Regions from separate parts of the Homo sapiens genome. Here regions 2 and 3 are each linked to region 1. A link is a contact called in ENCODE Hi-C data. All regions are on one chromosome and are shown on one strand. The core of a region is the stretch at or near the end of the contact, and the rest is flanking DNA. Distances in the headings are between cores, read along the strand shown.

What was found. Hi-C counts contacts between places; a loop is a spot of excess contacts on that map. Pooled maps may share reads with other maps.
Region 2: a pooled map shows a loop between it and region 1 (2.7-fold over the local background). The contact joins the promoter of SKA1 here to the promoter of SEC11C in region 1. A Hi-C loop is called at or near these places in 2 of 50 pooled maps.
Region 3: a pooled map shows a loop between it and region 1 (4-fold over the local background). The contact joins the promoter of CFAP53 here to the promoter of SEC11C in region 1. A Hi-C loop is called at or near these places in 3 of 50 pooled maps.

Annotation. Positions count from the first base shown.
Region 1 is chr18:59,138,412-59,141,340 of GRCh38, forward strand. SEC11C (SEC11 homolog C, signal peptidase complex subunit) reads left to right here and starts at 1,473. Exons shown (of 6, transcript NM_033280.4): 1 at 1,473-1,624. The coding sequence starts at 1,538. RefSeq lists silencers at 903-952, 1,373-1,512 and enhancers at 1,063-1,152, 1,233-1,332.
Region 2 is chr18:50,373,655-50,376,722 of GRCh38, forward strand. It overlaps SKA1 (spindle and kinetochore associated complex subunit 1), which reads left to right and starts at 1,392. Exons shown (of 7, transcript NM_145060.4): 1 at 1,392-1,540; 2 at 2,166-2,264. The coding sequence starts at 2,177. It overlaps LOC105372114 (a long non-coding RNA gene), which reads right to left and starts at 1,224. Exons shown (of 3, transcript XR_935466.3): 1 at 941-1,224. RefSeq lists a silencer at 1-179.
Region 3 is chr18:50,265,228-50,268,236 of GRCh38, forward strand. CFAP53 (cilia and flagella associated protein 53) reads right to left here and starts at 1,268. Exons shown (of 8, transcript NM_145020.5): 1 at 1,109-1,268. The coding sequence starts at 1,177. It also overlaps a transcript of MBD1 not described here. RefSeq lists enhancers at 672-1,517, 864-993, 1,164-1,233, 2,860-3,009.

The DNA.
Region 1 (2,929 bases), core at 223-2,722:
GTGCTGCAGAACACTTTCATATCAGATGCCACTTCCAGTGGGACTTCCTGCCACGGTGCCAGGTGAGTTGGCCCAGTGGATGGCAGTATTCCCAGAAGCCATTTTTTACACGAGGATGGCAGGAAAGACCATGAACCACATAAATAAATTCACTAAACTCAAACCAAATGTATCTCCAACTCGTTTCCTCCTTAGCTGGATCCCCAAAATTCTCCTTGTCCCTCCAACAGGAGGGGAAATGTAATGGAGGTGAAGTTGGAATGCAAAGAAACAGAACTCTTAACCAATAGCAATTGCAATATCTTGCTTTTGAAAGTTTTACACATTCTATGGTTAAGTTTCTCCCACACCTTGGAAAAACACCTTTGCAATTGAAGGGTCCCAGAACTTACCTTTCATTAGCTTCATGGTAAGTCAGCTTCTGGTATATTTTAAATTGCAACCTGATCCTTTCCCCCAGACCTCCCCATTCAACTTATCTGCTTTTCCTGTTGTCATAGCACCTCCATCCTTTAGGTACCGTATAAATTATCCATTATGTCTGCCTTCGGTAGAATATAAGCTTCATGAGGGCAAGAATCTTTGCTTGTTTTGTTAACTGATGTTTCTCAAGTGCCTAGAACAAGGCCAGGTGCATGGTAGGTGCTCCATAAAGATTTGTGGATAAATAAATACAATAAAGAATGCATAATGCATACACGAGTGAGTGAATGAACCAAAGGTAATCTAGGATCAGAACTGTGATGATCTAGGACTTCTAAATTTAAAACTTTGAGTTATATTCCACTCATTTCCACTTAACCTTGGCCATGTCAATGAACCTTTCTGGGCCTTTGCTTTCTCGTGTATGAAATTAGGTGGTTATGTATTCATTTAATTAATATCTATTGCAACCCAATTATGGTCAAGGCATTCAAAGATACTTCCTTGCATACAAGTGGTACCACTCAAAATGCAGAATTCAGCGGCCTCAAAAGTCCCGCCTCTTCCAAGCCCCGCCCACCGCAGTCCATCTTTAGGCCCCGCCCCAATTCGGCTCAGCCCGCCCCAGCGTAGAGGCACCACCTTTCCTCGCTGCAGTCATCCAATAGCCAAGATACACGGCTAGGTGATTTGCGAGCGGGAGTTAGGTGTCCTCTTGGCGCCTGACCAGAGTCGGGAAATTCAGCTCCTCTTGAGTAGTCCCTTCCCCGAGTTGCCCCCCGAGGTATGCGGGGTCACTCGCTGCTCGATGTTCCCTCCGAAGGGTCGGACAAGGCTCCGGAGCCCTGTAGCTGCCCTCCCTAGGAGCCCCGGGTCTTCACTGGCCGAGGTGCCCACCCCGCAGCATTCTGGGAGTGGTAGTTTTCTTCCTTCAGGTTCATTCCTGGCTGGCCAGTGCCCAAGACTGGCGAGACTACGATTCCCAGACGCCCAAGCGAGTCGCCGGTCACGTGGCCGCAAGGACGCTGGGCCGGTGGGCGGGGGCCGGCAGGTGCTCCGCAGCCGTCTGTGCCACCCAGAGCCGGCGGGCCGCTAGGTCCCCGGAGACCCTGCTATGGTGCGTGCGGGCGCCGTGGGGGCTCATCTCCCCGCGTCCGGCTTGGATATCTTCGGGGACCTGAAGAAGATGAACAAGCGCCAGGTGACGGAGGAGGGTGGTGAGCGCGCCGTGGCCGGGACCGCCTGTGCTAGCGGGGAGTCGGGGCTTCCCAGTCAGGGCTCCGGCTCCCAGTGAATGCGGCCGGGCGGCCACCCGAAGCTCCCGCGCTGGGCTCTCAGGCCCTGGGTTCTACGCCTACGTGTGGGCATGGGTGTGCACTTCCTTGCCCTGACAAGAGCACAATTAGGGGAGGGTGCAGGAAAGGGGAGAATAGAAACCCCGTGCCATGGAATGTCAAATGTGGTTGAGAATGCCACAGCCACGCTTGTGGGAGAGATGACTCGGTGAACGACAGCTCTCTGAGCGTATTTGAAGGGCCACCCGGTGAAGAGGGAACCGATTTCTCTGTGGGGCTTCAGAGGCCTGACTGCCGGCAGGTGGAAGAGGCAGAAAGGCAGGCGAGAGGGAAGAACTTTCCTACAACGGGAGCTGTCCAGCGATGCCTCCCAAAGCAGTTTCTTCCCAGCCTGGGCAGTTGTTTTTCCCCTGACCGTGGGTCGGGACTAAATAATGCTCCTTGTGCCTAGAGAGCTCACAAGCTGTGCGCAATCATTGTGGACTCAACCAGTGTTCCCAGCGAGATTCCAGAAGCCTTCTCTAACTTCTGAGATGGCTGCACTCTGAATATAGGAGGCAGTGTAGGGTCTTTGGGCAGCTGGGGTGGTTGAATTCCCTCTCCTTTGTGAGAGGACCTCAGAGGAAAACGTTCCTCTTGCTCTCTTTTTAGCCACTTATTGGCCATCATCACTGTCTTTGGGGCCTTATCTCTTCACTATAAGGTTAAGAGTGAGTAGGGATTGGAAAGGAAGCCCTCTCAGTCAGGAAAAATACGACTATGTAGGCTTCTAGGTAGAGAATTTGGGGGACCTGTAGGACCTGAATATCACGGTGGATACTAATGCCACTATTGCTACTAATAAATTGTGCTAAGAAAAATGGGACCTTCCAACCAGGGAGTTTTGATTGTCTTTGAAAATGGTATTAATCCTCATTATTTTGATGGCATCCAGTTTCATTTGCTCCATCATGTTGAGATGTGGGGTGGTGCCCATGGGAGGTCACAGCTTACTCCTTTAGGCATACGTGTTTTTCCCCTCTCACTCTCCTCCCCCTTCCCCAAGTAGAATTTCAGACTAGTGCAGTAGTGTGGGAAAGTTTGATAATTTCTATTTCATCAACCGTGTTTAGGATGTGGTAGTGTCTAGGTGTGCAAAGCTGATGACTCCTGTTTCTGGAAGATGAGTTGTAGTAGAGATTATCACCAGCTTAAAAAAGTAACTGCTAATG
Region 2 (3,068 bases), core at 142-2,641, 8.8 Mb before region 1:
GTGAGAAGCAGATGGAAGCCACTGGGTGTGGCTTCCAGCACAACGCTCTCAAAGTGCTGGTTCTGTTGGCAGTTAAGCCTATTACACATGCCTCTTGCTCGTTTCTGCTGCCTGGGAGAAAGACCTGAGGACAGGGGCTGGCAGCCTGAAGGTCCAAGTGCATAATAATAGCGCAGTGGAGCCAAGGGATGGACAGAACCTGGCGGTGCCACCACTCCAGCCTTGGGTGCTTTTCCCTCCTTTTCAACAGGGAGAATTAAACTTTTGTTTTTCTTATTTTAAATTTATATTTGCTCTTAAGTGGCAGGCCAGGTCTCACTAACAGCTGAACAGACAGGCCTCCGTAACCACTGTTTCAGCACTAGTTAAGTTAAATATTAAAAGCTGAAAGAGCCAGTGTCTTTATAGAAAGGCTGGTATGTAACAAAAGCCCACCAAGAGTTTTGCCCAGGCCTTTCCTGGTCCTTGAAGCATGAGAAAATAAAGAAGGAATTCTTAACAGGACCTGTTCAAGATTAAACAAGTTTTTATTGGGGGTCTGAAGAAACTCCCCCAGACCTCCACAAACAAGTTTATCGGGGGTCTGAAGGAACTGCCCAAACCTTCATGATTTAGCAGGAGACAAGATAAGGGTAATCACCTCTGGCACCTGCAGCCATCTAGATTAAGTAAATTTACTTAAATAAAGACCTTCCTTAGGACTGATCTTAGTTATAGATTAGAAACAGTTAATCATTTACGTCTTTACACACATGCACACTTACATGTAGACAGATAGTTTAGAAGGTATATAAGCTCTGGAAAACTTTGTAATTTTGAATCGATTTGGCGATATTTTCCAGGCCTTTTCCCTGTACCCGGTTACCGAAATAAACTCTTCTTTCCCAGTTCATCATGAGAATAAGCAGCCCAACCCCTGGTTTGGCCCGGGAACACTTACAGAGGCTGTCTAAGACCCAGAAGACAGGGTCACTGTTTCTTCCACACAAACTTAGCTGCTCTTTGGAATTTTCTGGGGTGTTTTTATAAATACTAAGGCTTGTGCCTCATTTCCCCAGTGTCTGATTTCACCGACTTGGGGTGTACTCTAGGCACTGAGACTTGTAATAGCTGCCCCTGGTGACTCTAAGGTGCAGCAAATGTCAAAGACCAGGACTTGGTGACGCCAGGTCCCTGGCTGGGCTGCGGTCAAGACTGCATGACCTGCTGAAATCTCCCCAGACTGGTTAGCGCGGAAAGAGCACCTCCGGGTTACCCTTTCGTCCGGAAGCCCCGCCTTCGCCGTCGCCCCGCCTTTCCCCGGCTCGGCCACCCCTCCTTCCCGCCCAGCTGTGGCCCCGGATGACGCAAACCGGGAACAGCGGCTGAGCCTGCGCTTCGGAAGCATGGATGTGCGCCTGCGCTGCGCTAGGGCGCGGCGGGCGGTTTGAATTTTGCTTACAGAGTCCCGTCTCACCATCCTGGGCTTCCAACGGAGACTGCGGTATCCGCAGCTGGAGACCCAGCGGCGAGTAGCCTTTTGCTCCCGGACGGACTTGAGGTTGGAGTCTGTGTGTTGGGGACCCTGCCTTTGGAAGCGCCCGAGGTAGCTGCTTGGCAGCTGGGGGCCGCGGACCGCGCCGGGCTTGGGGGAGGACGGGGCTGGAGGCTGGGTTGGATGCTTTAGACCCTCCCCTTCTCTCTCACCGGCGGAGTGGGTGGGAAACTGGTTCTTTCCCATTTCTCGGCCTCCTTACCGATCCCAAACTGTAAAGCCCCAACCCCTCACAGCACAGGAAAAATGATTACCTGGGCCCATTTCTTTGACAGTGTAACACATTTTTAAAAAATGTGTCCTTATTTTGCGTGTTTAAAGAAAATACCAATGTTGTCTTTATATACAAATAGTGCGTTTGTCCTCCTGAATCCTTAAGGAAAGGACCCAGGCTTATCCTCTTTCCCCTGGTTTGGGATCCATCGATGGCCTAAGGCTCTAAGACAAGTCAGTACGGTACCGTGGTTAGAAACTGAATGTTGTAGAAATGAAAGAAATTGCTCTTGAATTTTTGTGCTTAACCTTCAAAGACATGTGATTTACTTGACATTGACCATTCTTGGATTTCGAAAGTGAACAGAAATTTGTGTGGCTTTTCTTGTTACGAATATGTTTATGTTTTTTTCTTCAGAGGCTTAAAGGATGGCCTCGTCAGATCTGGAACAATTATGCTCTCATGTTAATGAAAAGATTGGCAATATTAAGAAAACCTTATCATTAAGAAACTGTGGTAAGTAAAACAGATTCCACTGACTTTGTATATACAAAATGCATTTTGATTATTCCACTCTGAATGATATCTTTGCTTGGTTAAGTGACTGCATCTTAGGTAATTTTAGATTTTTGCATAACGATTTTTTAAATAGTCCAATGTCATTTTGAATATTGTGGAGGATACTAAAAATGTAAGGTACATTGAACAATGAACTGAATATTCATTAGAATTATTTACTTATGTTTTTCTGAGACACATAGGCCAATGGTGAGATTTGAAGGTTATGTGGCATCCATGGTTCTACAGCTAAATAGAGATACAGTCATGCGTTCCTTAATGATGGAGATGTGTTCTGACAAAAGCGTTACATGATTTTGTCGTTGTGCAAACATCACATCATAGAATGTACGTAAATGTACACAAACCTAGATGGTATAGCCTACTACATATCTAGGCTATATAGCCTATTGCTCCTAGGCAACAAACCCGTATAGCATGTGACTGTACTGAATACCTTAGGCAAGTGTAACACAATGGTGAGTATTTGTGTATCTAAACATAGAAAAGATACAGTAAAAGATTAAAAATGGAACACCTGTATAGGCCACTTACCATTGATGGAGCTTGCAGAACTGGAAGTTGCTGTGGGTGAGACAGTGACTGTGAGGGCCTAGGACATCACTGTATACTACTGTAGGCTTTATAAGTACTATACACTTATGCTACACTAAATTTATAAAAAATGAAAAACTTTCTTCAATAATACATTAACCTTAGCTTACTATAACTTTTTTACTTAATAAACTTCTTAGTTTGGCT
Region 3 (3,009 bases), core at 18-2,517, 8.9 Mb before region 1:
CATGATGACATAAGTGGAAAATTTCACACCTGACCTCATGTAAGGGGTCACAGTCAAAACACAAGCAAACAACACATATTTATTCAGCATCCCCAAGGGGAAAATAAAATTACCTTCGAGGTAATGAAATATAAATAAATTCTGTGTTTAGACTTGGGTCCCCTCCCCAAGATATTGCATTATGTATATGCAAGTATTCCAAAATCCAAAAAAAAAATCTGAAATCCTAGACATCTCTGGTCCCAAGCATTTCAGATAAGGGATACTTGACTTGTATAAGCTCCTTGAAGGGAGGGCTCAGGCTTCAATAAAGAGTTAACCTTCCAGGATCATTGTATCCACCCCTGTATCTCCCACAATACTGCGCACACAGCAGGGGCTCAAGCAATAACTCTGCCTACATGTTAGTTTTCTGGTGGGTAGAAACTAATTTGTAGAAACAAAAAAATCTACATGTATGGACCAATAGTGTCTGAGGTTCTCAGCAGGAACCATCAAATTCTGCAGCAAGCACATTTTCCTGGCCTACTACCACTCCAGCCTTAGAGGCAGGCACCTGAGTTTTTCCCAGGTCTGAAGGGACACTTCTGTCCAGCAATGGTTACTGGTTGAGTTGGCACAGGAAAGGCGTTGGGTGCTATAACCACTCACAACCTAATTCCCCTTCCTCAGACGATTTTCCTAGGAGTGAAAGACCAGCTCCAAATCATAGGCCCGCCCTGCCCCCAGATCTGTCTCTGGGCCGGGTGCCCTTTCCATAACACACACTCGCCACTGCATGGGGGACAGACATCCTTCCGGTGTCTTGGAGACTGAAAAACCCTAAGATCCCTAGTGGTGATTCTCCAAAAACAGAACCTAAATATTATAACTTTGGGGGCAGATGAAAGGCTGTAAGGATGAAAACAGAGGGAGATGAGTGGGTGAGAGGTGGGGTAGATAGGTGAGCGACCTTATCTTCCTTCTTTCAAAATTCAACCCACTGCATCAGGCGACACCCGTTCCCCTCGAGAAGGCCCCGGGTGGGGGCCGAAGTGGGATAGGCCAGGCCTGGAGTGCGGAGAGATGGAGAAAGCTGTAGGGTCTGGCAGACATATCCTGTGCTTACCACGATCACCACTTTGGGGGTGGGGCCCTTAACCTCCCGCTGTACGGTGCCAAACCGCTGGCTGTACATTTTCGAGTCCCCTTCGGGACGGGGGCGGCGTCCGCCGCGTTTCCCCCAACCGTGGCGACCTGCGGGACCCGCTTCCGCGACGCAGAAGTCTGGTTGCCATGGTGCGCCTCGCGGGATTAGGGGCCGGTAGAGGTGGGCGGGTCGGGCGGAAGTCGGTCTGGTCACCATGGGGGCCGCAGACGCCTGCACTCGGGACTTCCTCTTCCAGCTGAGAAGCTGAGCCTGCGCAGTCCTCACCCCGCCCCTCGGCCAAATCCCGCCGACCTTGCTCCCTTCCTCCAGGGTTCATCAGAATGGCAGAAAAAACCTCTAGCCCAAGAAAAATCAAAGCTCTAATTACAATTCCAGTTGACTTTGCTATTTATATCTTGTAATGGTCTAAAAGTATGAAAAAGGTTAGCGAACATTTTTTGGGAAGCTTAAATTTTGCACTATCTGTAGGTTAATCTTGATGACGGTAATAATCACAGGAAAACCTTATATTTGTGTAGTTCTTTACAATTTCCAAGATATTTTCACACACACAGCCTTTTAACCTCACAGATTTTTTCTGAGACAAGGTCTCGCTCTGTCGCCCAGGGTGGAGTGCAGTGGCGTGATCATGGCTCCCTGCAGCCTCGTCCTCCTGGGCCTCAGCCTCCAGAGTATCTGGGACTACAAAGCCTGCGCCACCACGCCCTGCTAATTTAAAAACAAATTTTGAAGAGACAGGGGGTCCCGCTATGTTGCTCAGGCTGGAACTCCTGCTCCTGGGTTCAAGCGATCCTCCCCACTGCCCCTCCCGCCGGCCTCCCAAAGTGTTGGAATTACAGGGTGCGCTACCGCGCGTGGCCGCAAATATCTTACAGGGTTGATAGAATAGCAAGTAATACTATCCTTATTTTCCAGCTAAGGCAAAGCTCAGGGAGCCTAAGTGCCTTGTCAAACCAAATAACCAGTAATAATAATAATTTTTTAAAACCTGTTAATAAAATCTTCCTATTTGCCATTGGCAGAAACCAGGGCTTAGACTCAGGATATCCTAGGATGGGGGCAGATCAAATGGACTAGTGGGGCAGTGGCACGACCTGGTGGAGCATAATTAAGAGTCTGAGGGTCACAGTGGACCAGGGTCAGGATGTGGATCAGAAGTCCAGTAACTGGTTTCTGAGAATCAGGATCCAGGCAGAACAGGAAACACAAATCAGGGAACCAGGACGGACCTGCAGCACAGGTGGTAACCACAGTTGCATTTCCAGTCAAGAGCAAGGTGGTAATACCTAAAAGCCAATTAAGAATGACACTGTGATACTCCCATTCTAAAGTGGGGGTGAGCATAGAACACTTGTGAGCACATGCAACAAATCAGTACCTACGTCAAACTGACATATAATAAGTACAACTAATGTGTATGCCCTCTTAAGGACGCAATTTACTGTAAATTAGCATTCCTTAATCATTTGTAAACCACCCACTTCGGATTTTGTATGTGGTATGTTTCTAAATACGAATTCCATTTCCTGAATTGCTGGTTCAGCTTTTCAGCCACGAAATAATGTTTTTCTTCTCTTTTAATAATTCTGTCATTTTGTGTTCTTTTCTATAACGGTTCTTTCAATTGCAGTTCAGTAAAATACGCATTTGCATTTACTAAGAGTTTACGTGGCCTGAAACAGAAAACAAACAAATTAGGTGGTCGTCTCGGTTTCCTGGAGTGTCCAGAGGGGCGGTTCTTTGATCTTCGAGTCCAACGGGCTCCGGGCCCGCCCGTCGGTCCGGGCGGAACCACCCCCACCACACATCCTCCGGGAAGGCGGCAATGAAAACGCCTTGGGCCCGAAGTACGGCTTGGG